Regions from separate parts of the Homo sapiens genome. Here region 2 is linked to region 1. Evidence: read pairs that join two places in POLR2A ChIA-PET (ENCODE). Cell type or tissue: Panc1. All regions are shown on one strand. Each heading gives the region's core, and the rest is flanking DNA. Links, peaks and the distances in the headings are about the cores only. Region 1 overlaps SEMA3C (semaphorin 3C). Region 2 overlaps SEMA3C (semaphorin 3C).

Region 1 (14,985 bases), core at 6,982-14,981:
GAAGTTAGTGTATGGCAGAGAGGGCTAATTCTAATCCTACTTCATACCACCTTATTAGTCATGTCTCAAACATTACATAAGCCTGCACATCTAATTGGCTTCATTTCCTATCTTAAATTCGCAGTAATTTTAACAGCAAGTAAGGAACTTTCTGCTTCATTTTATATCAATAAGAAATTTTTGATAAATGTCACTTTGGTAACAATCTTGAGAGGATTTTTTGCATGACCTTATGCAGAAATAAACTTGTGCCTTTTAGCTTTATTTCAAAAACATTTTGCTTTCCAACTGTATTTCTACTGACTAGAAAAACTTCATAAAGTTATGTAGGCTCTTTAAAAGATAACATCTGACTTCGTTGTTGCCTACAGCAGTGACTGAAAATAGCAAAAGCACACTGAACTTGCAAAACTACATCATGAAATTTGGAATTCTAATTCTTCAGGTTTCTGGTCATTTAATAGATATAAATATCTTAAGCAATCTGTGCTTTTATTAGCACACTGCGCTTGAATGGAAATGATAAAGTACTATTACATGGTTAAGGGAGATGACCACAGAAATCACAGGAGATAATTTGAGAGGGATAATCAATTGGATGAATAAAATGATAACTACAATCTTATAAAGCTTTTTGTTCTTTTTACTGTCAGTTTTCAAGGCAAGCAAATTGTTTAGTGACTTTCATTTGATTACAAAATGTAAAGTTACTCAAATGTTAAAAGTAGTATAGGAACATGAGCATAGGAATTCAACTCTCAGGTCCTTGAAAAACAAAGAAGGCCAATGTCTAACTCCTATTTTGGAAACAAATCCAATTCTCTAAGGGCAAGACTATTAAATGACTTAAGATAATTTAGCAAGAAAATTTATAATGCCTTGTTCTAATCCTTATTATTCTAAAGAATATTCAATGAGATAAAACTCCAGTAGCAGCTATGTGAACAGATCCTTGAGGTTTATTTTTGCAGCATTTAAAAGGAAACAAATGAAAACTATATATATATTTAATTACTATCAAACACACCACATGGTTTCTGAAGGTGAATAAAGTTTCCTTCCTAATGGAGAAAAGAATTTCCAAAACACTGCTTCTATTAAATATTTGGAAACATGCCTTGCATAGGTCATAATTGGATAACTTTGTAGTTTCAAAGCTAACTTTATGTCCTAAATGATATACTTTTGGCTCCTCCCTGTCCGACTTGAATGCCGATATTCAAGCAATTCACTGAATAACTTCCAAGGTTTACCTGTCTTAATGTAATTTCCAGATATGAGAAAGAAAGATGAGTTATCTATTTAAATGAACCAAAGCAAGCATTTTGAACACAATAATTATTTTTTACCTGTTCTATGGTTGAAAGATGAAATTTTAATGCTGGCAATACATTAAAAAAAAGCAAAGAGGAAAAGACGTCTACTATACGTATGACATACTAAAATCCAACATTTGTTACTTGGTCAACACATGACAACTCAGAGACAGAGTTTCACTCTTGTTGCCCAGGCTGGAGTGTAATGTCGTGATCTCGGCTCACCACAACCTCTGCCTCCCAGGTTCAAGTGATTCTCCTGCCTCAGCCTCCTGAGTAGCTGGGATTACAGGTGCACGCCACCACGCCCGGCTCATTTTTTTGTATTTTTAGTAGAGACAGAATTTCTCCATGTTGGTCAGGCTGGTCTCGAACTTCCAGCCTTCGGTGATTCACCCACCTCGGCCTCCCAAAGTGCTGGGATTACAGGCATGAACCACTGTGCCCGGCTAACTCAGACATATTTTTAAAGTGTCTCAATCAAAAGAGAATGTTGTTTAAGTGAGTCATAGGTATTCAATGACTGAGGTTTAAAAATCGTCTTGTCAATGTGTGGATCATTAAGCAATTAGGCCCGCTGCTTAACTGATATTTTGTGTAAAGTGAAAAAATGAAAAAATAGCTTTATTACCATCTCCTTTTTGGCATAGCAATTTTTAGACAATCCACAGAGAATGAACTTGGCTAACACGTGCACTTTGTTCATCTTTCCTTTGAAAAAACACCCCTTTAACCATTTCTAAAAGATTACTAAAACACAGGAGTGCAGACAACTCTTTGACATACTGGTTTCAATTCCTTTGGATATATACCCAGAAGAGGAAATGCTGGATCATATGGTGATTCTACTTTTAGTTTTTGGGGGAATGTTCATACCATTTCCCAAAATAGCTGTACTAATTTACATTCCCACCAACAATGTACACAATTTCCTCTTCTCCATATCCTTCCCAATGCTTGTTATCATTTGTATTTTTGATAACAGCCATTCAAACAGGTGTGAGGTGGTATTTCATTGTCTATACTCCCATGTTCATTTCAGCATTATTCACAAAAGCTAAGACATGGAAGCAACCTAAGTGTTCATCAACATATGAATGGATTTTTAAAAACATGGTACATATATACACGATGGAATACTATACAGCCTTAAAAAAGAATGAAATTTTGTCACTTATGACAACATGGATGGAACTGGAGGACATTACACTAAGGGAAATAAGCCAGGCACAGAAAGACAAATAAGGTGTGATCTCACTTACATGTGGAATCTAAAAAAGTTGATCTCATAGAAACAGAGGGTAGAAAGGTTAATTATCAGGGGCTGGAGGACAGAGGGAGGGGCAAAAAAAAAGATGTTTATCCAAGGAATCAGTTTTAGTGATCTACTATACTGCACAGTGACCATGGTGACAGTAAATAAAATTTATTGCATATTTCCGAATTGCTTAAAAATAGATTTTTAACATTCTCACCACAAAAAAATACGTGGGCGAGGTAATGGATATGTCAATTGGCTTGACTGAATTCTTCCATTATGTATACATAGATCAAAACACCACATTGTATCCTATAAATATATACAATTATTATTTGTCAACTAAAAACAAATAAAAAATAATGAAAGGTAAAGAAAAAAATACTAAAACATGAGAAAAAGTGGGTGTAGTTAATACTACAAACAATTACAGAAAACACTGAAAACTACTTTATGATAATATATAAGTATACATATACACACTTATAAAAAATGCTTGGCCTACTCTGGGAATGACAAAACTGTCATAAGTTACATGCTTATTATTTAATCATAAATATTCTTACAAATGAGAAACTGAACTCTCTATTTCTCAGCTCACAACTTTCTTCATATTATTTTACTCACATACTATCATCCACACAACCATCAAGAATAGGTATACCATGTCAAGCTAATTTTCCATGTTATTTTATGTTTAATCCTCCCTCTTTCGTTGTCTACTTACTGATCATAACAGACACCGTGTTCACGTTGGGGTTGAAAGAGCAGCGTCCTTTTCCAGATTCACACTTGGAGTCAATCATGAAAACTTGGTCCTTTATTGTAGATAAAATTTAAAATGTGGCAATGATAACTTATTTAGTGAAGACAATTGTTCATTAGTAAAACAAAGCATCATTAAAATTAATATGCTTTCTAGTTGGTTGCTTATTATGCCTTCCAATTTACTACATTAAGATTTACTCAAACTATGAGAAGAATCGATCTGTAATTACAAGCTAACCTCAGCAGGGCTAGCCCTCTTTCTATTGCACTCCCCAGAGAGCTGATCCAAGAAGTCGTTCTCCTCAAATCAACATCAGCAAAAATCACTTGAAAACCAAGTATTATTATAAATCTCAACTAGATGCGTTGAACATCAGCCAAAAGAAGAAAACTGTCCACAGAGGAACAATCTATGTAAGGACTATACTATTTTCAAAATAATTAAGATTTTTTTAAAAATAGCATTTTATGTTACTGTTTAATTTTATCATATAAAGCATTGTACAAGATTCAACAAAATAATTCATAATTCATATTTAAAATGTGTCATTTACTCATGACTTTATTTAACAAAAATTCACTGAGCATCTGCCATGTACCAGAAACTGACTAAACACTGGGGATATTGCAAACAAAATACACTAAAATCTTTGTCCTCAAGTAATTTATAACCTAGTAAGAAAGGTAATAAATAATTAAAATATGGAAATATGGAATATGTTAGATAGTGCTTGCTACTGAGAAGGAAAGTTAAGCAGGAAAAGGGAAGAGAGAAGACTATAGATTGGGGGCAATAGATTCAATGGTTTTAGCCTCACCAAGAAGAAATATCTTGTCAGTATAAATATGTACCTTTTTCTTACATAAAGTTAGTACAAGCCCCCTACCAAAATTCAAAGTAAAAAAAAAATGACCATTTTAATAAGGTCAAATAAGATGATAAGGAATCTTAATTATCAAGCTAAGATTTTTGAAAGTTATCCTGAAAGAAATATGAAGTCAATAATATTTTTGAGTGTGGAAATGGAAAGATCAAAACCTTGCCCTAGAAAGTTGGACTTTATCTTGAGCTTTAAGGAGATTGGGAATGAAATGTATAAAAACAGGCACTGCATTCAGGAAAATTGGTTAGTTTCCTATTACAAGAGTCCAGAGATTAGGAGGTAATAATCTGACATGGCATGTTTTCAGTGGTCAAGGTAAGAGCAGCAGAGATGTAAGAAAATTTATATAGTCGCAATCAACAGAGGTGGGCATCAGTTATAATTCAGTGGTTCTAATTTCATTGTACTTGTTGTCCTTTTCACATTGCCTCCACATCCTGAAAGGATACATCTATTACATTCTCTGTACATGCCTCCAAACTACTGTTTTGTAAAAGGTAACCTAAAAAGGTAAATCCAAACAACTATATATTTGTGATAATCAATCACAACCAATTTCTAATTGATCATACTCAGGAAAACAAAGATGATTCTAAAGTTTTGACTCCTTGAAAAAATAAAGCTAATACATAGTTGTTTGAGTTTCTATACTACTGCAGGACCTCCCTAAACATAATAGAGAATAATAGAGCCTAAAAAGAATCACAGTCCTCCAGCCTAAAAAGGTTCTTTCTGAGCATCCTAAGATCTTCATCAATGAAGTCACTCTACAGGTGATGAAAAAATATGACTTGTCCAGAAGACCACGTAGTTAAAGGCTGATAATAGCACAATTTGAATTCAGTCTCCTGACTCCTAGTGAATCCGATTTCCAAAAGATCTTCATTCATGTAACCACTAAACTAAATCAATAATCATAAACCAGAAGAAAAACAAACAACAAAAAAAATAGTAAGCCTTGTTGCGGTTCTAGAGCTGGAGACTGATTTGACCAAATAAGTGAGAGTTCGTCTTGCAGGAATTGGTAAGGTTGTTTAGGTACCATTTGCTCTCAACTGACCTACTCCTACATTGCACAGCACTCTAGATCTAGATCACCCCCACCAGGAGCAGATGTGGTCTACCTAATAACTATCTCAAGCACCCTGAAATAATTCCTAAAACTTGTCTCCTGAGAAATCTTCTCTGTTTCTCCCCAGTTCGTTAGGCTTTTCTCTTTTTGACTTTGATTGCATGTTTTTGTTGTTGTTGTTGTTTGTTTGTCTTTTAAAGACAGGGTCTAGCTCTGTCACCTGGGCTGAAGTGCAGTGGTGCGATCTCGGCTTACGGCAACCTCCACATCCCAGGTTCAAGCGATTCTCATGCCTCAGGCTCTGGAGTGGCTAGGACTACAGGGAAGCACCACCACGCCTGGCTATTTTTTGTATTTTTTTTTTTTTTTTTTTTTTTTAATAGAGACGGGGCTTTCGCCATGTTCCCCGGGCTGGTCTAAAACCCCTGGGCTCAAGTGATCTGCCCGCCTTGGCCTCCCAAAGTGCTGGGATTACAGACATGAGCCACTGTGCCTGGCCAGATTCCATTTTTAATTTCAATAAATTTTTTAATTTCAATAAATTTTGACACAACATTCGATTCCTTGAATGTATGACTTTTTTCATTGCATCCACACCCTAAAGGAATACATCTATCTACATTCTCCATACTTGCCTCCAAACTACTAAACATTTTGTAGAAGGCAACCTAAAAAAGTAAATTCAATACATTACAGATTTGTGATCACCAACCACAAGTGGATCCCCTACAATGTACAGTGGCCTTTCAAAGATTCTCTTATCACAACTGGTTCTGTCATCAAAAATTTCAGGCCTTTGCCACTAAAGCCAAATCCTGATTTTTCTGATCCCCTAACTTATTCTCAACTCACATTATTGCTACTTTGCAGAGAAAGCAAAGCCCTTAAATGATATATCTTCAACTCCTCACTACTAAACACACAAATATCATATTTAGTAATGTAATATTATATTGATATATCCACTAATACATGAGACTAGTTCTCTTACTTTGAGGCCAATTCTTTGGATTTCATTGCTTTGGATTTCATCTTATCTCGTCTTTTTAGGCACCTTAGATTTCCATTATTCCTTGTGTTTCTTTGATACATACTTTCATCTTAATAATTGGAGGCTTTATGCCATTATTTAAACAACCCCTTCAGCTCCCATATACCATTCTCCTTATAAACCACACTTCTCAGGGAATTACGTACATCCTCACCACCATTTTCTGACTTGTCATTTTATTTTCAATCCACTTTAATTCAGCGTCTAACGTCAATTATTGCATTGAAACACTTATTGATAAGATCTTTAATGACAATTATGGTACAAAACTCAGTGCTTATTTTTTAGACCTCATTTTACTTGGATTCTCAATGGCGCTTGGAATAGTTGAAAACTTCTATGTTTTTACAATGACTTATTTTTATTTCCCAGAACCAACATAGTCTTTTTTTCCCCACCCCTCTTTCTCTGTTCCTTTTTTTTTTCTTTTTTCTTTTTTTTTTTATTTAAGACAGAGTCTCGCTCTGTCGCCCAGGCTGGAGTTCAGTGGCCACGATCTCAGCTCACTGGCGAGCTCCGCCTCCCGGGTTCACGCCATTCTCCTGCCAGCCTCCCAAGTAGCTGGGACTACAGGTACCTGCCACCACGCCCAGCTAATTTTTTGTATTTTTAGTAGAGATGGGATTTCACCATGTTAGCCAGGATGGTCTTGATCTCCTGACGTCATGATCTGCCCGCCTCGGCCTCCCTAAGTGCTGTGATTACAGGCGTGAGCCACCGCGCCCAGCCCTGCCTGTTCTTTTTAGGCTTGTTTGTAAGTTCATGTTCCTCTAATTGGCCATTAAAGTTAGGAGACCCTCAAGTCTCAACCACCGTCATTCTTTTCTTTTTACTCTAACTCCCTCTCTGCATAATTAAATCCACACTTTTCTTGGGCTCCAGTTACTCTTATAAAACAATGACTCACACGTGTATATACTCAGTCTTATATTTAACGGCCTACTTGATATCACTAATTGGATCTTTCCATGGGATCTCTCATTCAACAGACCAAACTCAGGCTTATAATCTTTACCCTATACATGGTCTCTTCATTCTCATCTCAGTTCATGGCAACTACACAATTAAAGAGGCTGAAAATAACAAACAAGAAAAGTGTCAGCATTTATATCATTTCCTTTTCCTTATCCAAATCCATCAACATCATCTATACTATTTTATACTTCATACCATTTTATACTCTCTGTCACCATTGCTATCACCTGAGTACAACGATCTCTTTTGTGGTCTTCTATGTCAACTCTCAAACTAATCTCCTACAACTTTTCCACCCCCCACGCACCGTGCCACAAATCATCTGTTACCTAACACATAAGTGACAACACAATTCTGTTCCTGCCATTTTCTGCTGAAGATTGTTCCAATTTACTTCTCTGTTGACATATAAGTAGCCTTTAAAGCTTTTAAGGTCTTTAAAGCTTTAAAGTAGCTTCAACATGATTTTGATTCTGCTTTTATTCTCATTAAATGAATATTTCTGGATTGAACAATGAGAGAAAATAATAGAGAGTAGGTGGTGAAAAATTAAAAAGTAGGCATAGCAAAGTGTCCTATGGTCACAGACGTCAATAAAGGCAATGAAAAATACAGAGCATGAATGGTGGAATTTAATGTCACAGATCGTTCTAGGAGAAGGGATACAAAATGAGGGAGTCAATTTGGTCACTGAGGAATCTGCCATTAATTAAACAGTTTTAGTTAATGTGTAGGAGTGAAATATTAGAAAGGATGAATAAAGGCATAGAGATTAGGAGCACAAAAGCTGGAAATTCAGCCTCCTACTCTGAGAAGCTTAGTAATGAAGTAAAAGAGAAAGGAGAAAATTAGAAAAAAGAAGTCACAGAACCAAAAAAAGGATTTTAAGGGAAAGAAACCCAATCCTTTCTTTAAATGGGCAAAAAAAAAAAAAAAAAAAGTAAATGTAGAGGAAAGGGAATGAAGATATAAAACAGAGTGATGAAGGTTATTTATCAAAGAACTTAATACAGAAAATGTATAATTTTTCTTCTGAAACAGAAAAAATCCTACAAAAAGATACTGAAACAGACTAGATTGGTGGCAAATTTCATTCAAAAAGCATAGGGGATAATTTTGATACCTATGACACTCTTGGTCACCTGTGATATTCTTGGTCAGTCTAAGGTAAAGTTATCTGCTTGATAAGGGTCAGGGTCAGGGGAGCTTAATTGGTATCTGGGTGTTGAAACAGATGTTATGAAAACATCTGATGAAATCAAAGATAAGATGTGGTAATATTCCAAGAATTTGTTGCAAAATTAACCAATCACCATTTTTGTTGATGTTTTATTCATTCATTTAAAGTCATGATTCACTTGTATTGCTTTATCTTTTTCCAGGAACAGAAGACAAGGAGTAAAGATAGTAGACACAGGAGAAGAACCGTGGTTAGGTCTTCATGTAGCAAGGATTCCAGGCTCTTTAGGTGAGTGAGTACTGTTGAAATCTCAGAAAGCTCTGAATCAGTCTCGCAAATAATAGAAGAGAAATGGGGTATAACAAAAGCATGTGATGCTCCAAACACGAAGTAGGCTCATCAAATATTCCCCTAGAACCAATGAATATCTATGAACACAGACCAATGAAGGATGGTAGGTAATGTCCCAGATATAAAACTGAATAATTAAAGTAACTCTGCCAACCTAACTTGGTTCACCTTCTATTCAAAATTAGGTTTGAATAGATGAAAAATGTCATCTCTTAATAATAATACAAGAGGGTCAGCAGTAAGTATCACCCATGGTCATTACAAAATACAATCTTAGTGATAGAGAAGAATTCTCTCAAAATAAAACTTTCTGCATCACGTGGTCATTTTATGCTAGGAGATCTTTTATCCTAAACTAAAAGAAAACAAATCCATTGTAAGATTGATTAAACTGTGTAGTTCTATATTTACAATATGGCTTTTATACTACAAATATATAAAAGTGATGTTATGGTGAAACTCTCCGACTAGAGTGAACTATCAAGGACTACATTTTATAAAGCTTAAAAATCATAACCCTGTTCATACCTAAATTGGCTCTTAAGATGTTCACGTATTATTTCAGAGATTCATTAATGAAACTGCTTCTCCTTTGAAACGTATCTTTTGAAGTGAGACTAAAGTAGTTCATATTTAGCAAAGTGATTAAAATGTATTCCATGCTGGTTTTCCAAAGGAGATTATTTTTTTGGACAGAATTTCCAATTAAGCTTTGAAGTGCATAGTGGGCAATTCGTACATGGGAAAATAATTTTATTTGAAATCTGTGCTCTGAAAATGGCTATGCTATTGTTGGCCTGTACAGTGACTGCACAGACTTCAGGGAAGTGTCTGACAGATTGCAGACGTCTAAGGCAGTAGTTTACTTAATCAATTGATCACAGGCATGTGGTTTTAATGACAAGCTCAATGCAGCCAACTGTATTCTTCCAAAAAGCATAACTTTACTTTTCCTGTAAGAATTGTAATATTTCATAGCATCTTGAACCACATTAAAAAATGTCTCATTTTGGGGTCAAATTATAATTAGTTATTTTTAAATGACTTTTTATTCATTAAAAGATACTTATGTATAAATTACATGTCTGAAAAACAACTTAAAAAAACATTGTTCAGTCATATTAGAACTAAAATAGATTAATCCTTGTTAAAGGAAAATAAGCTTTAGATCAGTAGACATATTTATTTTTTTCAAAATTCTAATCTCTAAAATCAAATTAAAATATTATTTAAAAACTGGACTTTCTATATTTAAGTTGCATAATAAAACCAAACCAAGTTTGAAAATTCAGTTTTTAAAATAATTATGTTAAGTAAAACAACATGTTTGACTAAAAGAATGAGTAGTAACTCTCTTGGTGTAATGTACTTTCCTTAGTCAACAGCTGTGGACTGGGATAACAAAGACAGGCTTAAGTAGCACAGGTGAAGTTCAACCAGCCTCATATTTGACTATACATTAGCTATATATTTGACTAGTGTTTAGCAAACATCATACCATAATGCCGCATATCACCTTAACTAATTTAAGAATAAGGCTGGAATAGCCTAATGTAGGATGATGTTGGTCTAAGATAAAAGTATGATTTGTTAATTACATCAAGTTCTTTTCAGCAGACACTTGGCATCCCACTTTATACATCTTTTACAGATATATATTTATAAAATTTTATTGAATTTGAAAGACAAGAAATTACACTAGATTTGAGAAGGTTAAGTTTATGCTACAATATTTCTATAATTTGGAGCAAATATTATTACTGTATTACATTCAAGTAATCTTGAAATTATAACATTTTTCTTTCATCTTTTACAGCTTTACAAATAAAATAGATATACTAAAAATATATACATATACACTAAAACTATATAGTTGCCTCCAACTAAAAGTATACACACACACACACACACACACATATAATACACATAAAAATATATATACTTTTTTAGCTGAAGGCAAAAGGTGATACTTCAAGTAACTTGGCAGACAGGAAAAAATGTAATATAGTTTGTATTTAAAGGGCATGAAAATATTTTATGAATATTGATATGTCCAAGTTTTTACTCTAAAATACAGTTTCAAAAATCCTTGACACTAATATCAAAACTAAGAATGTTAAATAGTTATACTTACCTCTGATCTCCTCCCTCTGTTCAAGTAAGTACAGACAGGACTGAAAGCGCCACTCCCACAGACATACAAATGTGTGCGATTGAAAGTCTGAATTACACGGACAAAGTTCCCACAGCCGTGCTAAAAGAATCAGTAAATAAGCAGTTAGTAACTCAATGACTTTCATTGTTATTTCAGTTAGCTATGTTAACCTGAGATCTTGTATGATAAGTAACAATGAGGTGACATAAACTTTTGATGTATTAGTCCAGGGGCGTCCAATCTTTTGGCTTCCCTAGGCCACACTGGAAGAAGAATTGTCTTGGGCCACACATAAAATACGCTAACACTAACAATAGCTGATGAGCTAAAAAAATAAAAATAAAAATAAAAATCCCCCCAAAAATCTCATGTTTTTAAAAAGTTTACGAATTTGTGCTGGGCCACATTCAAAGCTGTCCTGGGTTGCATGAGGCCCTTGGGCCACAGGTTGGACAAGTTTGTATTAGGCCATATCTTTGGGGAACTATTAGTATATTTGCACCTCTTAAAGGTAATTTGAGAGTACTTATCTAACTTGTAGAAGTAACAAATCAAATATTAAGAAAAACAGTGGCTCAGGAATAGTCAAAACATTATTACAGAAACAGTCAGTCAACAAACATTTACTGATTACCTACTATTTGCCAGGGTATAGTCAAATTCTCTGGGCATCCTTACTGAGAAAAACACAAAAATCTCTACCCTTGTAGAATGCAATTGAACAGAGTTGTCATACATGCCCTGCTTTTTCTATTTCTGTTTTAATCTGGACTAATTCTAATACTTCATTTGAAAATGCTCTCAAATTTATACATATCAATGCAAATATTATTTGGCAATACTTTGCTATACATTTTCCTTTCTGCTCCATTTTTTTATTGTTAAAAGACGTGTTTCCAGAAATATTAAAACAACATGGCTTATTCCACTGATTTATTTCAAGAGAAATATAATCCACCGCAGATAGTAAGTAAAATGCTATATTTCATTATTCTTGTATTACAACACTGTCTAAATTTTTACATCCTGAAACTTTATAAATGTATTCTTTACCTGAGAAAGTTTACAAATTAACACACAGAAGTTATTTTTCCTTAAGTTTTCCTTAAAACATTGAACACACACACATTATACAAACATGTTCTGAATGCACCTGTGCCTATACAAGTTCCATATTACCATTAGTGCACAATGGCAGACACTATTCACCTTAAGAATTGGCAAATAAAACTAATCTCCAACAAAATGCCAGCATAATGATTGCCTTCTATGAGGAATGACATAATCAATCTCTTTGCCCTGGATCTCCTAAAATACTCCTTTCTTCTCTTGTAGAAACTCCTTTCTCACTTGCTCCCAGTTCAAGTAAAGGCAAGGCTGTCATTTATTCACCCAATGAAACAGAATAATTATTGTAATTCTCAATTGACTGTGACCTTGCTGGAGCACAGAAACAGTCAGCCCTAGATGCAGATCTCTGTGACCAAATTAACCACCAAATGTTCCACAGTTACTAGCTTCACTATCCTTTGCTGACTATAATTCAATCAAGCCTGAGATTGAATGACTTCATGAAGTCATTCTCTCAAAGAACATTAATAAAATGATTGTATATTAGAGACAGCATTTTTATAAAAAACTATAAAGAAAGACATCAAAAGTTAACAGTAATTTTTCCCTGGGTGGTCAGAAAATATATGTTGCTTTTCCCCCTGCTAGGTACCATGTATGCTCCTTTTTTTTTTTTTTTTTTTTAGAGACAGAGTCTTGCTCTGTTGCCCAGGCTGGTGTGCTGTGGCGTGATCTCAGCTCACTGCAACCTCTGCCTCCTGGGTTCAAGTGATTCTCCTGCCTCAGCCTCCCAAGTAGCTGGGATTACAGGCATGTGCCACCATACCCAGCTAATTTTTTTTTGTATTTTTAGTAGAGACGGGGTTTCACTGTGTTAGCCAGGATGGTCTCGATCTCCTGACCTCATGAACCACCCGCCTCGGCCTCCCAAAGTGCTGGGATTACAGGTGTGAGCCACCATGCCTGGCCTCTCCTATTTTTTTATAAACCATATCTATTATTTATATTATTTAAAACTAAAACAAAATAAATGTTGCTAAAATAGAAGTTAAAATTAAAGTCAATATTATTTTACATTTTCCATCATTTTTTCCTTTTATATTCATTATTACTTGCCAGCAAATATATACTTTTATTTATGCAGTAATTTTATACAGATGTTTCTATGATAGATTTTTATTATTAAATAATCAATCATTAACTCTAGTCAAAGAAATTAATCCTTATAGACCAGACCATACACTTTATTTTTAAGACATTAAGGATTTTTGTTAAATACACAGTGTCATTTTATCTTGACACCTGTTTATAGAGGTACCTGGAAATTGATTACATAACTACAGATGATAACATGTTTCTGAAGAAAACACACAGATGAGATATGTGTGTTTATAATATGTCTATGTAAAGGGAATCTATGAGGAATGAGACACATGCATATTTTTTTCACATTCAAGTTTAGTCATTCTGGGATTCTGTATACAATATTTCCCCATAAGATATAAATAATTCAATCCAATTCCTTTAATAACAGGTTATGTCTCTCTCATCTTGGGTCTTATGGATGTCAATGTACTTTCATGAATTACTGGTATTGGTAAAATGAAAGAAGTCAATAACATCTCGTTTATATTTCAAATGCCAACTATACTCATTTCATGTATATATCTATCTGCTTATTATGACTAATATTTATTTAGAGTTTATTACATCCTAGACTGTGAAATAATCATATTGTATATTTTACCTTTTATTTTTACCTCTAGAAAGTTTGATTTTTACCTTTATAGCTGACATTTATTTAACACTTACTGTATGCTACTTAGGCACTTTACACATATTCATTCAGGTTTTTACCATAACTCAGTCCCTTTTAGAAAAATAAACTTGAGTTTTTTAAAAAAATAACCTGTTTGAGACCATATAGGTAGTAACTAAAGCAGATTTACAAACACATACGTCTCTAACATTGAATCCTGTACTTTTAGCTGCTTTATAATTTGTCATTGGACGAGAAGTCCACAGTTGTTTTTTTTTGGGGGGGTGGGCGACAGAGTGTCGCTCTGCTACCCAGGCTGGAGTGCAGTGGTGCGATCTCTGCTCACTGCAACCTCCGCTTCCCGGGTTCAAGAAATTCTCCTGCCTCAGCCTCCCGAGTAGCTGGGACTACAGGCATGTGCCACCACGCCCGGCTAATTTTTTGTATTTTTAGTAGAGACGGGGTTTCATCATGTTAGCCAGGATGCACAGTTGTTTTTATAAGTTAATACTGATATAACTTTTTAGTTTTTGTAACATTTATTAATATTCACAGAGCTCTTAATCCTTTGATGTCGATTGCTTAATTCTCATAACAGTGCTCCAATTTATCAATACTCCATTTTAGTGATGAGGAAATTTGAGTCCCAGAGAGGTTAAATAAAGAGTTCTAGTTTTAATAAGTAACTAAACTGGGACTTGAACCATGGCCACTCTCCACTGTGCAGCTTTTCTATAAGATTCTGATTAGCAATGAGCAGATTCCCACACTATCTGTTGCTCAATGTGCTCCCTGCCCCTCCCCACACACAAGACCACAAAAGGAAAAACAATTCAGCTGAGTTAACTATTGAAAATGATTATCCAGGTTCTTTCCATTTCCATTGTGCTGCCTTCGTTTCTGACCTAGACTACTGCAATAGTGTCAATTCCATCCTGCAAATATGTGCTGAAGTCATTCTATGCGAGGCACTACATATGGTACTAGCAACAGTGGAATGAATAGACTCAATCAATGCCTGCTTTTAAAGAAAGGAGAGCATAATGTATCAGGCTGTGGTAGATACTGCAATAGGACTGTATTTTTAAATGTACCGTAGAAGGAAAGAAAGGCATTAAGTAATGCTGATCTAGGGGTAAAGATTT
Region 2 (16,523 bases), core at 4,943-12,942, 59 kb before region 1:
GAAAGCACAGACTCAAAAGGATTAGAAATAGGAGTCTCACTGTTAATTTTTGAAACAGCACACCTGTAGCACCTTGACGAGCCACAAGGAAGGTCTGCTTGGAAATACTTTTACTTGGTGGGACTGAGGCAGGAAAAGTATTGTAACATGGTAACTTCATGTCAGAATGGGAAGGAAGGAATTAGTTTAATTGAGGGACATAAAGCAGGATTGTCAACAGGCACTATAGTACACCCATGTTCATAGCAGGATTCTCACTATATCCAAAAGATGGAAGCAAACCAAGTGGCCAGTGATGGATGAATGGATAAACAAAATATGGCTTACCTACATACATACGTACATATATATATATATATATATATATATATATATATATATACACACACACACACACACACACACACACATACACACACACACATTATATATATGCACACATGATAAAATACAATTCATCCTTAAACATGAAGAAAATTGTAATATATTTTACAATATAAATGGACCTTGAAGACTTTAGGCTAAGTGAAATAAGCCAGTCACAAAAGGACAAATATTGTATAATTCCACCTATATGAGGTATCTAGAGAAGTTGAATTCATAAGAATTCATAAAGAAGTAGAATGGTGGTTTCTAAGGGCTGGAGGGAAGAGGTAATGGTTAGGTGGTATTTAACGGGTCTAGTTTCAGTTGGGGAAGATGAAAAATATCCAGACGTGACTGGCAGTATGTTGCACAACAATGTAAATATGCTTAATGCCACAGAACTGTAAACTTTAAAATGGTTAAAATAGTAAATTTTATGTTATGTATATTTACTGCAGTAAAAAAATGCTGTTCTAAGGGTTCTTCAGTGGTAAATCTTAAAATGGAAAATAGGTTTTCTTCAGAAAGAAAATAGTAGCTAAGAAAATCTGTAATTACGATCTGCGAGAAAGACCTACCAGCTAACATACTTGAAGTATGCGTGTTCCCAGACATTTGTTTTACACGATTCTCAGTATACATACAAAAAGCCTTTAAGTTTTAATTACCCTATATAAATACCCAGAATTGTTATAATAAATATTTTTGAAAGTGAAACGCCTGAATCTATGACAATGTTTCCCCTTACTGAAATGTGATACGGAGCATTGCTACTGTTCACTGAGATTGGCCATTGCTCACTTTTAATACCTTTTAGATTAAATCCTCTGCATTGAGTCAGTGGGTTTCCATGTCTCACATCTTGTCTTCGGCTCCTCCTGCAAGTGCAGAAATACATAAAAGTGACTGAGAATTATCACTGCCAATTACACCACTCTTAAAACACTGTAATTTTAAACTTTGCACCCTTTTTATTGCTAAGCTTTCATAAAATTTTTTAAAAAGAGTTCTGATTGATGCAGCTATCTCACATTTCTTATACAATTTATCAATAATGAGGGGGGGTACTTATCTTTGCTTTTCAATCTGAGTAAGTTTTCCCATCTACCATTCATGATGAAATGGCTATGAATCGCCTGCTGCATGCATATCCTGAGTAAATGCTACCTTCTCTAATTAATAGTGTAAATTTTTAGTTTAGAGAAATTCAGCCTAAATTTTCTAAAACAATAACATCCAAAGTATAAACTCCGTAGCATTTTCCTTTTTATAATAGCTTGTCTTAAATAAACATACTTGTTTCTTACAAAAGTCAATGTTTTCTGTTTCTAGATATATTAAAACTTTTCTGAAACAAGCAATAGAGATAAAAATAGGGACATTTAATAAAAAGTTAATTTCATTTACTAGAATAAGCATGTTGTCCCCAACTTTTTATTTTGAAAATTTCAAGTCTACAGAAAAGTACAGATATGAGTAAAATGAATACTGGTATACCTAGATTCACAAATTGTTATATTTTGCCACATTAATTTCTTTCTCTCTCACATGCAAATATATATCATGTATATGCTGTGGATCCACACCTATGAAAGCCTTTAGAAAATAAGTTACAGATACAATAATGCTTCACCCGTAAGTGCTTTAGCATGTGTTTTTCAACGACAATATTTCAACATAACAATATAATTATCTAAATATATTGATATTTAACAACATAATCTAATGCATATTCTATATTAAAATTTCTCTAGTTGTTCCCAAAATATCTCTTATGGATTTAAGTTAACCAGCTTCCAGTCAAGTTTCATCCTTTGCATTTAGTTGTTACGTATTATTAGCTTAAGCATTTCAAAAATTTAGTTACATTGGGCCAGGTGCGGTGGCTCACGCCTGTAATCCCAGCACTTTGGGAGGCTGAGGTGGGCGGATCATGAGGTCAGGAGTTTGAAATCAGCCTGGCCAACACAGTAAAACCCCGTCTCTACTAAAAATACAAAAATTAGCTGGGCATGGTGGTGCATGGTAGCATGGTGGTCCCAGCTATTCAGGATGCTGAGGCAGGAGAATCGCTTGAACCCAGGAGGTGGAGGTTGTGGTGAGCTGAGATCACGCCACTGCACTCCAGCCTGGGTCACAGGGTGAGACTCCATCTCAAAAAAAAAAAAAAAAAAATACAATATTTGCAAACTGGTCATTATTTAAATAAGTTCTAAGTTGTATTCAAATTATTTAATTTCGTGAGTCTTAGATTCACTAAGTACCTGACTTTCAGTGGTATTATGTAGTCTAAGAAGTCGACGTAGAGCAGCTGCAATCCTCTGAGCATCACACATTGTTAAAAGTCAGAAGGTGACTCTTTAAATATTGTGAATACCAGCCTAAATCGATTGCTTACTATCAACACCGAAAAGTATACTCGAGTGAGCATATCACTTAATTGGGTTAAATGCTAAGTCTTTCTTCATACTTTTAAAGATAAAATATTCAGCAAGAACAGAAATATTAAAAGCACACAGTAGATATTAAACTTACAAAGAAAAATTAATCACAAAGTCATTGATAGTGAAAAAAAGCTCATTTTCTAGCTAAAGAAAACACTACTTCATGTACACAATGGACTGTAGAAATCTACTTATGGTAGAATAGGTATAAAATTTTGTACCACCTAAGTATTCCTTTTCCAAAGTCACGTGACCCGTACCGATTGTGTATTTCTGTACACACGAAAACAGTGAAAGTGTTAGCCACTTTCATCTCAGGAAATATGATTAATATGGTAGTGTATTCTAGAATAGCTCGCATATCAAGTTTTTACTGCATAACATTTGCTATATTTTGAAGTCCAGCATTATTTTCCTACAGCCAACTTCTGAGTATATATTATATGAGCATCATGAGAGCGTTTTCAGCCATCTAGGCAAGCAATATCATCCACAATGGCTAAATTTATTGTCCTGTGATCAACACTATGTAATGGTTTATTCATGTATACAAACTCTCAAGCTGGGCAATCTCAATTTACAGTATCACATAGCTTCTAGACATTGAAATGCAGAAAAAAACATTGTTATGGCTTGGCTTAAATCATGAGATCAGCAAGGCAGCCATCTGAGCATTTTTTATGTGTAGATTCCCTCCATGGCACTCACATAGCATCAAAAAAACATGCTGGTAGGCAGAGTAATATTGTATTGCATGTAGAACTTGGAATTTGGTTCAAGTTTCCCATGTTTCATCCACAACAGTAAATTCTTTTGGATAAACAATGAAATCATTTTTTATAGAAAAGACATTTATTTGAAAATTGGTCTGATTATCTTGTCTTAATAAAGTTTCTAACTACTTGTCTGAATCCAGAACAAATACTGTTAGAGACTATACTGCAATATTTGATACAAATCCACAAATATTTAAGAGACTTGAGAGTGAAAATGAAAAAAATGCTTTTATTGTTTACTAGAGTTTTGTTTGTTTGTTTGTTTGTTTGTTTTTTGAGACAGAGTTTCACTCTTATTGCCCAGGCTGGAGTGCAGTGGTGCAATCTCGGCTCGCTGCAATCTCCGCCTCCCAGGTTCAAGCGACTCCCCTGCCTCAGCCTCCTGAGTAGTTGGGATTACAGGCATGCGCCACCATGCCCGGCTAATTTTGTATTTTTAGTAGAGACGGGGTTTCACCATGTTGGTCAGGCTGCTCTCCAACTCCTGACCTCAGGCAATCCGCCTGCCTCGGCCTCGCAAAGTGCTGGGATTACAGGTGTGGGCCACTGCGCCCGGCATGTTTACTATAGTTTTTTTTAAAAACGGAGACTATTGAGCCAATGATATTTACCAACTTCATTATGTCAAAGTATGGATTCCACCAATTTCCAAGTATAACTGTATTTCTCTGTTTGTACACAAAGAAAATAGTTTTTTGCTTTTTATTTCTATGAAATCCTCTAAGTGATCTTCGTGTTTTGCTTAGAGAGTGGCATCAGCACAAAACTAGGTAAATTAACACTACTAAAGAAAATAAATGTGGAAAAGTACTCCAAATCCATTATCTTCAAAGGAAAATGAAAAACTCATATGGGAATTTACAAAATAGTTAATTCATTCACTAACATGTTTTGTATTTACTATAAATACTTGCTTAACTAAGTTAGGACATAATTTGGAGAATGTAAATACCGTAGATATTTTTAGTGAAACTTCCAATATGCTAGTCAAAGATAAATACGGGTAGGCTCAGGCATATTTTTTATATATGTAGCATTTTCAGGCTTTTCATGACAGAATTAAGGCACTGCTGGAGATAATCAAGATAGCTGTTTGTTGTTGTTGTTGTTGTTGTTTTAGACAGAGTCTCACTCTGTCTCCCAGGCTAGAGTGCAATGGCGCGATCTCAGCTCACTGCAATCTCCGCCACAAGGGTTCAAATGATTCTCCTGCCTCAGCCTCCCAAGTATCTGGGATTACAGATGCCTGCCACCATGCCTGGCGAATTGTTTTTTTTTGTTTTTTTTTTTTTTGTATTTTTAGTAGAGATGGGGTTTTGCCATGTTGGCTAGGCTGGTCTTAAACTCCTGACCTCAAGTGATCTGCCTGCTTCGGCCTCCCAAAGTGCTGGGACTACAGGCATAAGCCACTGCACCTAGCCAAGATAACTCTTTAAATAGCTACTACTTTCCTTCTCTATCCATTATTCATAGTTTAATATCAGGCATGATATTGTAAATGCAAAGAACTGCATGATAGACTCATTTCTTTGTTTATTAAAAAAGTATGATTAAAATTATAATTTGTGGTGGTAGAATGACAATGTATATTTAAGCACACATCTTAGAAAGGATACCTGGGGTTGTAATAGGTGGGAAAACATGCAAACAAATGAGCTAGCCCATATTGAGCATAAACTTCTAAAATGTAAAAAAGTATATCTAGTATGCAATGACAGTCTATATACAGTATGGACTTTTACTTGAGAAATATTATTTGTTATACAAAAATGCTTGTTGGTCAAAACAAGTCTTTGCTGAGAAGGAGTACTGATGTCCAGTTTCCTTACATTATATAATAACTGGTATACCTATACAACTATGGTAAAAGTCCATTTATAGTCCCTATATCCCTTTCTTCCTTGGAAGGTATAGTGCTTCAGCTTCCTTCAGTACTATATCTGCTTAATAGATTGAAGATTATATTGCAGGTGTTAGAGAGGCAAATTTTTAGAACATCTTGCTAAGTAAATAGTATCACCTTACTAAGAGCTATGCTAATCTAATATCACTACTATCATATTTGGCAGTGAAAAACAAATATGGTTGAAAAATACCAACAGTGGCCACAAAAATCACTTATGTGAGATTACATTTGAAATTTGCCTCCCTCACACTGTCCAGGTTTAGGCCTCCAGCCCCATATTAAGATGAAAGATCACAGAGTAATGATGTCTAGAAATTCTAGATAGACATCAAAAGAAGTCAGGGACCTCCTCACTAGCGCCCAAATTAACATGGAGGAACACAGTCTTGGAACGCATCTACGAGACTCCTGGTTTAAAGAGTGGGAGTTCTCTTCCTATCTCATGCCATTAAGACTCTCAAGTGATCCAGCCCAGGCCACTCCTCTCTACTCCAGATTCATATTTCTAACTGCCTACTCAATATCCGTGTGTGAACATCTTATAGATACCATTCATGTAACATCCTCTTTTTCCTCACAAACCTGCTCCTTTCACAGTCTCTTCTTTCTCAGGAAGTGACATCTACATAAATCCTAATGTTCAGTTCTGACAACTTGGATCATTTTTGACTCCTCTATTTCTCTAACCTCCCACATCCAAATATATCAATAGATTCTGTGAGCTGTCAAGCATCAGACCATTTTTTTTTTGCCACCTCTTCCTTTATTATCCCTCTACAAGCCACCATTATATCTCACCTAGACGAAGACAGTAGCCTCCTGTCATGCAGCTTCTGCCACCCCTTCCCTTCTGCCTCCAACCTCTTCCTACCCCAGGGCTTCAATGCAAGCCAAATCCAACCAGTTATCTTTTGAAACCAAAGCCAAACAGTATCATTCACATGGTCACAGCTCCTCAGCTGTTTTCCATTTCACTTTAAATAAAAACTTTTCAATTACTTACAAAGTCTGACATCATGTGGCATTCTGACCTCATTTCTTCCTATCGTTCCTTTTCTCATTTCAGGGCAGCCTCACTAGCTTTAGGGCTGTTTCTTGAGCAATCCTGACATACTCCAGTATTAGAGATTTCTGGTCCCTCTTCCTGGAATGTTATTCTGCTAGATAACGTCTTGGTGCCATTCCACATGAAGTCCTTGCTCACACAGTATGTCCGCAGTAACGCCCTTTCTGACACCCACCCATTTAACATCACGACCTCCTGCTTACCACTTATTGTACCTACCTTCTCTGCCCTTTTTAAATTCACAGATCGTGTTATTATTTGATATACCAGAGGTTTTCCTTATTTATTTATTATCGATCTTTTCTCTTTAGAATGCATTATCCCTGAAGACAGAGATTTTTGTCTTTTTTCCTGTTATATGCCTAGCTTCTAAAACAATGCCTGGAAAATATATTTCCAGTGAAAATATTTGTTGAACTAATGAATAAGAGGATCAGAATACTTTTAATACACAAAAGCTCTAGGGTTGTTACAATCTGTCAAGGTCCTCAAAGGAATGTAGAGAATAAAAACCATAAAGCACCATCACCCCAGTGCTTTACTTGAAAGATCATTGGTGCTCATGGCTGCTACTATTTGCTCCCTCTGCTAACCCTAATTTTCAAAGGTTTTAGCCTTGTCACCATCATGACCTATGTCACTGTATGACTGAAAATACCTATGACCTTGGTTGACTCTGAATTCTGCATATTCCTTTTCAATTTCTCTACTCATGGTTCCTTCCAACTTGGTACAAGTCGATGCAGTTTCCCACCTAGAATTCTACTTGGATAAAAAGTACCCTGCCTCAGACTGACTTTCTTTCTTAACCTAACCAGTAATCATGCACTCACCACTCCAAGGATAAAGCATGGTCATCAAGGTTTTGAAAGCAAATCAAGGTATCCATGCTGAAATAATACTCCTGTAGCTTGAACTAGAACCAGCATTATAAGATAATTATATTGTATCCTTGTTTACAAGATAATTAAGCAATGTAGAGAAATCCTAGGAAGGTGGGTTTTAAGGCTACACTAAAGCATATAAAATAAAAAAGACGGCCGGGAGCGGTGGCTCACGCCTGTAATCCCAGCACTTTGGGAGGCCAAGGCAGGTGGATCACGAGGTCAGGAGTTCAAGGCCAGCCTGGCCAAGATGGTGAAACCCCATCTACTAAAAATACAAAAATGAGCTGGGCATAGTGGTGGGCACCTGTAATCCCAGCTACTCGGGAGGCTGAGGCAGAGGATTGCTTGAACCCAGGAGGCAGAGGTTGCAGTGAGCCAAGATCGCACCATTGCACTCCAGCCTGGGTGACAGAGCGAGACTTCATCTCAAAAATAAATAAATAATAAATAAAATTAAAAAGATATAAATTAGGTGATACAAAAAATGCAAAAAGCTAAATGCTACTTGAAATATTTGATGAGTCCTAGGGGAGTAGGTGTTACAGAGGAGCTTTGAAGGGAGAAAGGACTCTTTCCAAAGTACTGTACTCTGGATTTACCATATCTGTGAGAATCTCAAGTTATAACACATTACCATTTTCTTCATTCAAAGACTATGTGTGGTGTTAAACATAGCTTCTACCTTTAATGTCATTTAAGGAAACAGCAATAGAACTAATTCTAAAGATGTGAAACACTTCTGTATTGTCTGGTGTCCTACATTTGGATGTTGAGCCGAGTGTTTAGTGCTCACCGTTTCCCAGTTGGGTAGAATCTGGAACAGGAATGGCCATCCCAGGCGCAATAAGGGTCCCGCGCCAGGCAGCAGTCAGCACAGGCTGTACCATAGATGTGGCAGCGGTGCAGAGATACCTGGGAAACCCCTTCATTGGAACTCACATACAACTGTTGCTATTAAAGGAATGATGATGATTTATTTCAGATGTGGAAGTTAAAAGAAGACTTTCAGCAGGAACACATTATAATATATGCCCACAAACCCTTGGATTCATTTTGGAACCGATTAAAAACATGAAGCAAAGCACAGAAGGGTATGAAGCCAAAATAAATAGAATTTTCCTACATTAATATGCCTATAGCATTACCACTTTTCTGTTAAAAAAGAAAAGCTCAAAGCACCATATAGAATGGTAATGTGTTTTAGACATTGGGATTCATTGTTCTCTCAGATTGGAGCTAACATATTACAGATTTAAGTTATGACTTTTTTTCTTTGAATGCTGTATCTTAGCAAAGCACAAGGAAGCATTCTTATTTTTCAAGTGGGGCAACACGTTACTTTGTAAATTTGAGAAAGTCTGGTTTAAAATAAAGGGCATTTTAAGTTTAGAAGGAAAAAATGGTAAATAGTAAGTACTGGATGAAATAAAAAAGAATATTTTGGTCACATGCCTTTGAAAGTTGCATGTTACTCATTAAAACTACTTAAAAATAATTATTTAGAATAATATCGGTATTTATATTTAAACGTCTTAAAATTCTGCTTGATCCACTGATCTTCATCATCCTAAAAACCTCATGGATGAAGATTTCATCCTCCTTCAATTGTAGGATGTCTACTGCTTCCAAGATAATGGTTTGATTCCTTTAGCTGTGCATAATATGGTTCTCAGGAGCTGAAGGAATGAGTCTCTAATTGATACTCCTTACTTTCCAAAGGACTGATATAACTCAAGTTAGCACAGAATCTGTAAGCTGAAACCTGATGCAGTTGTATGGGTGTGTGTGTACTCCTCCATGTACAGATACACACACATGCACATACATATACATTTAAAAATTAAATCTCTGGAGACACCATGGGCCCGCCAGGCTCTGAAACTCTGGAACCAGACTTCCTAGATTCAAATCTCAGCTCACCTACAAATTTGCTGTGTAACTTTTCTGAATCACAGCCTCCTCACTAGTAAAATTAGGATAACACAGCACTTACCATATGGAGTTTTTGTAAGAAATAAATGTTGTAAGGTTTTCCTCCACATAAAATGCTTGGAATAGTTTCTGGCTCACAAGTTGCTCAATGAATGTTAATTAATGGTAAAAAGTACAGTAAAATACCAGTTAAACTAGCAATACATGTTTTCAATTCTAATCAATTATTTGAATCACATCTCACTCTACTACATCTAATAATTTTATTCACATCAATTGACTTTTCAGAAATTGTGCTGAAATTGACTGATCTCCAGTTGAAACATTCAAACTACAAGAAAACAACTGCGTGTTTTCACAATAACCATTTGTCCAGGCACATTTGAAATAAATGTTTATCGAGTAAATTAGTAAATAATACAGCAAATTTATCAGCTTCATTAAAATACTTTAAGGATACTAGTATATTTGAGTGTAGGACACAGGTAGTTTCATTCTAGATAGTATACTTTTTATTAAGCGTACTATTTTCTGTTACATGGAGTAAAAGAACAAATTAAAAAATAAGAGAGCATAAGATGGATAATAAAATGGGAAACACTGAGAAAGTTATTTAAATACACATAAGATGTCATTAACAATTTGTAGTCCTCTCGCACTGAAAAAAATGATGCAGTATGCAGTTGTACAAATGATTTCCAAAAAGTCAAATAATTATCCTTGCCTTGAATCTCACTGTTTTAATGAGACATTTTAAATTATCTACAATTTAAGACGTTGAAGACAGATGTAATACATAACTAAATATAGTTAAAACTTGCATACAGGATTACTATGCCACACAAATGGCTTTGTGTCCATTTTGAATCCTGCCCTGCTACTTTCTCTTTCCATTAACTACTGTAAACAAAGGGCTTCCCTGCTGACTTCAAAGACAATCCTGACTTGAGATCCACTCCCTAGGACATTAGACAAAATGACGAATGGCTTCTCGTTACTTGGGAAAATGTTTGTTATGCACCATACAAACATTTTTACAGATGAGATCGTTAGCTCCATTGTACCTTATTTATTTTCCCTCATAAAATTCAGTGATGTCAAAAGAGTGTAAGACTGACTATAAAATACCACTTCATCTGTAACAAACCAAATATGGTGAAGAGCTCCAGAATCATGTAATCGGTTGTGCTAACACATAAAACCTTTACTGTGTATTCCAAGAAAAATAGGTCTCAGGCTTTTACAGACAGCATTTACTGAGGATCCACTTTATTCTAGGTAATTTATATAAATTAACTTGTTTGTGAGAAGAGCATTACCTTACAAATGTAGAAACTCAGGTCAGTGAAGTTACATGATTTGTTTGTACATTATGGTCAGATTGGGATGCAAATGCATGCCAAGCCTATTTGGAAGCCTACTCCATTCTCACTATATTACTCTGTACCTTAAAATTTGTTTTTTAAATAATACCTTTTGGAAATGGAGAGGTACATGGTTTGCTCATGTATATATTGGAATTGTACTTTTTATTTCAATGATCATTGTATATTTACATGTGTAGGGACAAATCAGACAATTAATTTGAGGATTTCAATTACAATCAAATATTTCTTTTCCAATTCCTGAACCCTTAAATTTGAGACTTTTCTTTTTTTTGACATGTTTAAATCCTAGGAAATAATATTTCCTTAAAAATAAGCATAAAAGAATACACTGTGCATTTCAAATATGTGACAACAGCAGGAACTCAGGATTGATTACTCATTCCAAGCCTCTAACAATGTTGTGATGTTATAGAGTAGCCCAAACTTTATGCTAAATTCTTCCCAGAAAGATTATTTTTATTTCGGTTGGCTTCACACACCGTAATATTTGAGAAAATCAGATATACAAAATGTTGGAATATCTTGCTGTATATATGTTCTGCTCCGACAAACTTTTATACAAAAATAAACCTATTCGGTCTTTCACTAATACCTTGTAAGTTCTACATCAAAATTAAAGGTGACTTTGCGGTATACTTTAAGTAGTACTCTTTATTTTGTTAGTACGATAACTAATTATTCAGAAGTTATAAAATATAATTTTTCATAACAACAAAACATTTCAATAAGCAAAGAACATAAAATAGCTTAGTTTTTACCTTTTTAGATGAAATTTTCATTGTTGTTATAGGAGCATGATTCTAAAATATTAGAAAACAACATGTTAGTTGCTCAAATATTGCTTAAAAGGATTTTACATTCAGATTTTTTTTCTATTAAATCTCAAGAAGAAATCACTTTTCTTTATATATACATCTACTTTAAAATTACTTGTTATATAAAATACATTTGCATATACTTGTCTATAAAGTACACTTCCTCTTTAGAAACTAAGGATAGAGTTGTTACACAGATATATACCTAAAATTTGAGACCAGCCTCGCCAACATGGTGAAACCCCAGCTCTACTAAAAATACAAAAATTAGCCGGGCATGGTGGTGGGCACCTGTAATCCCAGCTACTCAGGAGGCTGAGGCAGGAGAATTGCTTGAACCTGGGAGGCGAAGGTTGTAGTGAGCCGAGATTGCACCATTGCACTCCAGCCTGGGCAACAAGAGCAAAACTCCGTCTCAATAAAAAAAAAAAAAAAAAAAAAAGAGTGGTAATTAAAACACATGTATCAATATAGGCATTAGAACAAAAAATGAAAATCTGAGAAGGAAATTTTTGGAATATTCAATCCGACAAATAATTCAGAATTGGATCCACGGACTCAGGTGGAGAAAGATGTGGAATGGTACACCATCTAATTCCTCCGCAACACAAGCACTCTGCATAAGACACTATTGTTCACCTGCCAGTGCTGTTTCGGAAAGACAATATATTAGGCTGAACCATACTAGTTAATACTCATTGTTGCAAACAAAAAAATATTGTTAGAAAAGGTTCTCTTTTGATAAAATGTGAATGAATGAAAGAACCTAAGAATTTTCTGGAATAGTACTATGCTTGCAAATTATTCATAACTTCACTTCTTAAAAATTATTAGTTACTTTTAATGATTAAAAATTAGACTTCTGGTGGGGTGCAGTGGCTCACGCCTGTAATCCCAGCACTTTGGGAGGCTGAGGCGGGCGGATCACCCTGAGGTCAGGAGTTCGAGACCAGCCTGGCCAAAATAGTGAAACCCTGTCTCTACTACAAAATTAGCTGAGTATGGTGGCGCATGCCTGTAATCCCAGCTACTCAGAAGGATAAGGCAGGAGAATTGCTTGAACCCAGGAGGCAGAGGTTGCAGTGAGCCAAGACTGTGCCACGGCACTCCAGCCTGGGTAACAAGAGTGAAACCCATTTCAAAAAATAATAATAATAATTAGACTTCTGGTAAAGTGATTAAGATTCATGAGCTTTATTTGAATAACTCAAGTGGCAACAAGCTCTCAAAATCAAATGTACCCCCGTTATTTTGTTTTCTGGAGCTGCATGTATTTACCAACATTTTAAAAGGGAAAACAGTGATATCTTTAATTCTCCATTGTGACAATTTTTGATCATCCCTTATAAATATGTACACACACATGCACACACACATACAAATGCTGCAACCTATAATCAGTTAGGCAGCTACTAGTAGTTATACTTCTAATTCTAGTTAAACTCAGCGGAACTAGACTTATTGTCAGAAAATGTGGAACAGAGGACTAAAAGAAGAGATTATGGTCCTGCACTGTATAAAAACAAAGCTCCTGGTTTTTCAAAGTCACATTGAATTTTCTGCAGTACATCAGTGTGACACTTAGCTAAGAAAACTTTTCAATTTAAATGCATTATTTCCTCACATGCTCATGACAGTGTATCATACACACCCAATTATTTTTACCTCACCTCAGAAATGTGACACAAACACCATGCTGAAGACAGTAACTGTATTCAGTAACTGTGTTTCCTGACTTGGCCATATCAATCACTGGCACACACATCAGTAAGAAAACTCAGACTTTTTTTGGTGTCTCATGGGCTGATGTCCCCCACGTGCATTCTGACTGACTCTGTTTTTCCACTGAGAGTTTATTATTCAAGATGATAACACCAGCATAACTCATATGACAGACCATAAGTAGTTAGCATGTGATCAGACTAACTCATGTTTCTTTCCATAACATGTATGTTTAGGTTTATGTCATGCTCACTTAATTAACATTTCCTGATAATCAAAAGGAGATATTTCAGTATTAAAAATGAAGTGCTGCTATATGACATTTTTGCTATCTTCAAGAATACTCCAGAATAAGGCACTTCGTATTATTTTAGCAAGCCAAGTTCTCCCTACTGAGTTGAATGAGAAAAAAAATATGTTCTATATAATGTGATTCTGGTTAATCTAGTGAAATAATCAATTTCTTTATAAAACAAGGCATGAAAAAGCACTTGTCTGAATATCATTGACGTCATTTTATGAGCCCGATTTTAACACACCAATCACAAAGAACCTGTGCCAAAGTTAGTCTAGCATTAAAAATTACAAATTTAATAATATAGTAGGAAACTTGCCAGAGTTCCTCAAATTTATTTGATTCTATTTTATATTTCTTTACATTTAAAATGTATTACCTAAATCTAACAGCACTGCACCCTACCCACTTACGTGCTTATAAAGTCAGTATTTTTGGTGACCGTGGGAATGTCTACTAATGAGTCAATACATTCTAAGTCTACTCAACTAAGCAAAGCAACTTGCTGGACTAGCAAGAGTCTGCTACTGGGAGTTCTCAAGTGCTACTTTTACTCAGTCATAGGCTGACTCTGGTCTTTTGTTGTGTCTGGGCCATTGTTTCTTAATTGGTTTAGTTGGAAATAGTGTTCTGCAGCAGGACTGATTCCATGCCAAACTTTCTTTGCAATTCTAATAGCTCCTCTGCTGCGCTTTACCCATCTTTCCAAATGCAGATAAAAAGCACCACTTGAACTACAGTGACTGACACTGTGAGTAGAGAAGGGCACAGCAGGACACCACAAATCCCCTCTCCTGGCTCACAGATACATAAAGAACATGCACTCTGCCCTGACCAGGTGAGATCTTACAGTACTGAACTTCCCTTGTGTATGTTTTTTTTTCTGTCCTTTTTTTCTTTTTTTATCCCAAATTCAAGGACAAGGAGAATAATACAATGAAATCTCAAGTTCTGAGTGGTAAAGAGACAACATTTGTTTTATTTAACTGAAGTGACATTTGAATTAAAGGCAATAAAATAAGAGAAAACAAAGTCGTTTTTCTTGAAATTACTGGCTAAAAAAATATAAGAAAGCTTATCTAACAATCAATAATGTGAAAGTATTTGGGTTTCAGTGGCTTGTGAAGCAAATGATAAAAGCCCTTTCATGGCAAAATCTTCCAGACCTTGACAACTAGAACTCATTTTTTAAAAATAATGATGACCACAATTCTTCAAGTTGTGATGATAGCTTAAAAACAGAAAGAATCCTTTTATCTTAAGATAACTTGAAATGTAGGAAAATACTTTGCAAAAATATTTGTTCTGTATTTCTTATTTTATCTGGTGTTTTCCTACCCTCAAAAATTCATAACATTCATTTATTTGATCTTTTATCAAATATAGTTTCCTCCCAAGTGGCTGTAAGATTAAAGAATTCCACTCATCATGCATGTTCTGAGATTAATAGAAGAGATGTTCAAACCTTAAAGACTTCCAGCTCCTCCAGAATGAGCTCGCCACTGACAGAGTTGTTAGTAGGAAGAACAACCACTTTTTGCACAGTACCCCGATCTAAATTAAAAAAAGAAGAAATGAGATGTTACAATACTTTTTAAAAGAAAGCTATTTAGACATAGGACTACTGACTTGGACCATTATTTACATAAGTATTTAGTAATCAAAAAACATTGTATGTATTAAGCCACTGCCATGTGCTGAATGTATTCCAAATCTCATAAAAATTGAAACACATACAATTCAAGGGGAACTAATATGAATATCTTATATTTTGCACATATTGGGTGTAGCTACAACTATGAGAGAAGGAAAGAATGTTAAGTCAAAAGTTCGGAACCAAATGTGTATTCTTATAATACAATACATAAGTTTTTTTTGTTTTGTTTTGTTTTGTTTTGTTTGTTTGAGACAGTGTCTTGCTCTCTTGCCCAGGCTGGAGTGCAGTGGCGTGATCTTGGGTCACTGCAACCTCCACCTTCCGGGTTCAAGCGATTGTTCTGCTGCAGCCTCCCGGGTATCTGGGATTACAGGTGCCCGCCACCACGCCTGGCTAATTTTTTGTATTTTTAGTAGAGACGGGGGTTTCACCATGTTAGCCAGGATGGTCTCAATCTCCTGATCTCATGATGCGCCCACCTTGGCCTCCCAAAGTGCTGGTATTACAGGCGTGGTGAGCCAATGTAACCAGCCAATACATAAGTTTAAGTTTGATCATTAATATTACTTTCTCCTCCACACCAACATTATAAAGTGACAATCTCATTTTGTTAACATTAAAACAATGATTTCATTATCTGAAGAAAGATGACTGCAAATGAATTTTTATAATAACTGTATAAGTCACTAGGATTGGAAAATTCACATTTGGTCTGTAACTGTGATGGACTTTCGACATGGTGAAATGTTTCACTCACCATTCAAAATCATCTTCAAAAAAGAAACACAACTGATTTTATTTCAGGTGTGGACACCTATTCATAGAAAAGTTCTACTATTTACACAATTTTATTTGTCAGTTTGTTACAGTACATAGCTAGTCAGACATGAATAGGTGAGCAGAGTCCCCCACCCCCAACCAGTAATGTCAGGCGACCAACAGGTGATGGTCAGGCAGTTATCACATGTCATGTCTCTCTAAAATAATAACTGGTTGCAGCTGGTGCTGAGGCAGGAAAACAGGGTATGGAGGCAGGGAACATAAAGCCGATTCAAACTTCAGCTATGACAGGAAATATCCTCTCCGCAGGCATACGCCGGGTAAATGACTTTGTAACTTTACTTCATCTTCTTCCTTTACATAGGGTGTACCCCAAATAGAGGGTATTTAAACTCCAAAAAATTCTGTAACGGGGCCTTTGAGACCCTATGCTCAGGCCTGCTCCCACAATGTGGAGTGTACTTTCATTTTCAATAAAACCCTTCATTC

Evidence for each region. ChIA-PET counts read pairs that join two places held together with the same protein. Peaks named below come from ENCODE experiments on the same cell type or tissue, not always from the same donor. Only the 100,000 strongest peaks of a DNase experiment are listed, where the experiment ranks them.
Region 2: POLR2A ChIA-PET joins it to region 1 with 8 read pairs; 3 of 35 experiments call an interaction of 5 or more read pairs at or near these places.

Annotation. Positions count from the first base shown.
Region 1 is chr7:80,807,310-80,822,294 of GRCh38, forward strand. SEMA3C (semaphorin 3C) reads right to left here. Exons shown (of 18, transcript NM_006379.5): 5 at 10,990-11,109; 6 at 3,302-3,392. Among named protein-coding and RNA genes, the nearest start is that of SEMA3C, 100 kb to the right of the region's middle. In Panc1, for the core only: no CTCF peak of the experiment used is centred there; no DNase peak of the experiment used is centred there; H3K27ac peaks cover 5,057 bases.
Region 2 is chr7:80,750,093-80,766,615 of GRCh38, forward strand. SEMA3C (semaphorin 3C) reads right to left here. Exons shown (of 18, transcript NM_006379.5): 13 at 15,063-15,151; 14 at 11,524-11,565; 15 at 8,239-8,396; 16 at 1,177-1,244. Among named protein-coding and RNA genes, the nearest start is that of CD36, 120 kb to the left of the region's middle. RefSeq lists enhancers at 3,532-3,701, 13,927-14,663. In Panc1, for the core only: no CTCF peak of the experiment used is centred there; no DNase peak of the experiment used is centred there; H3K27ac peaks cover 1,868 bases.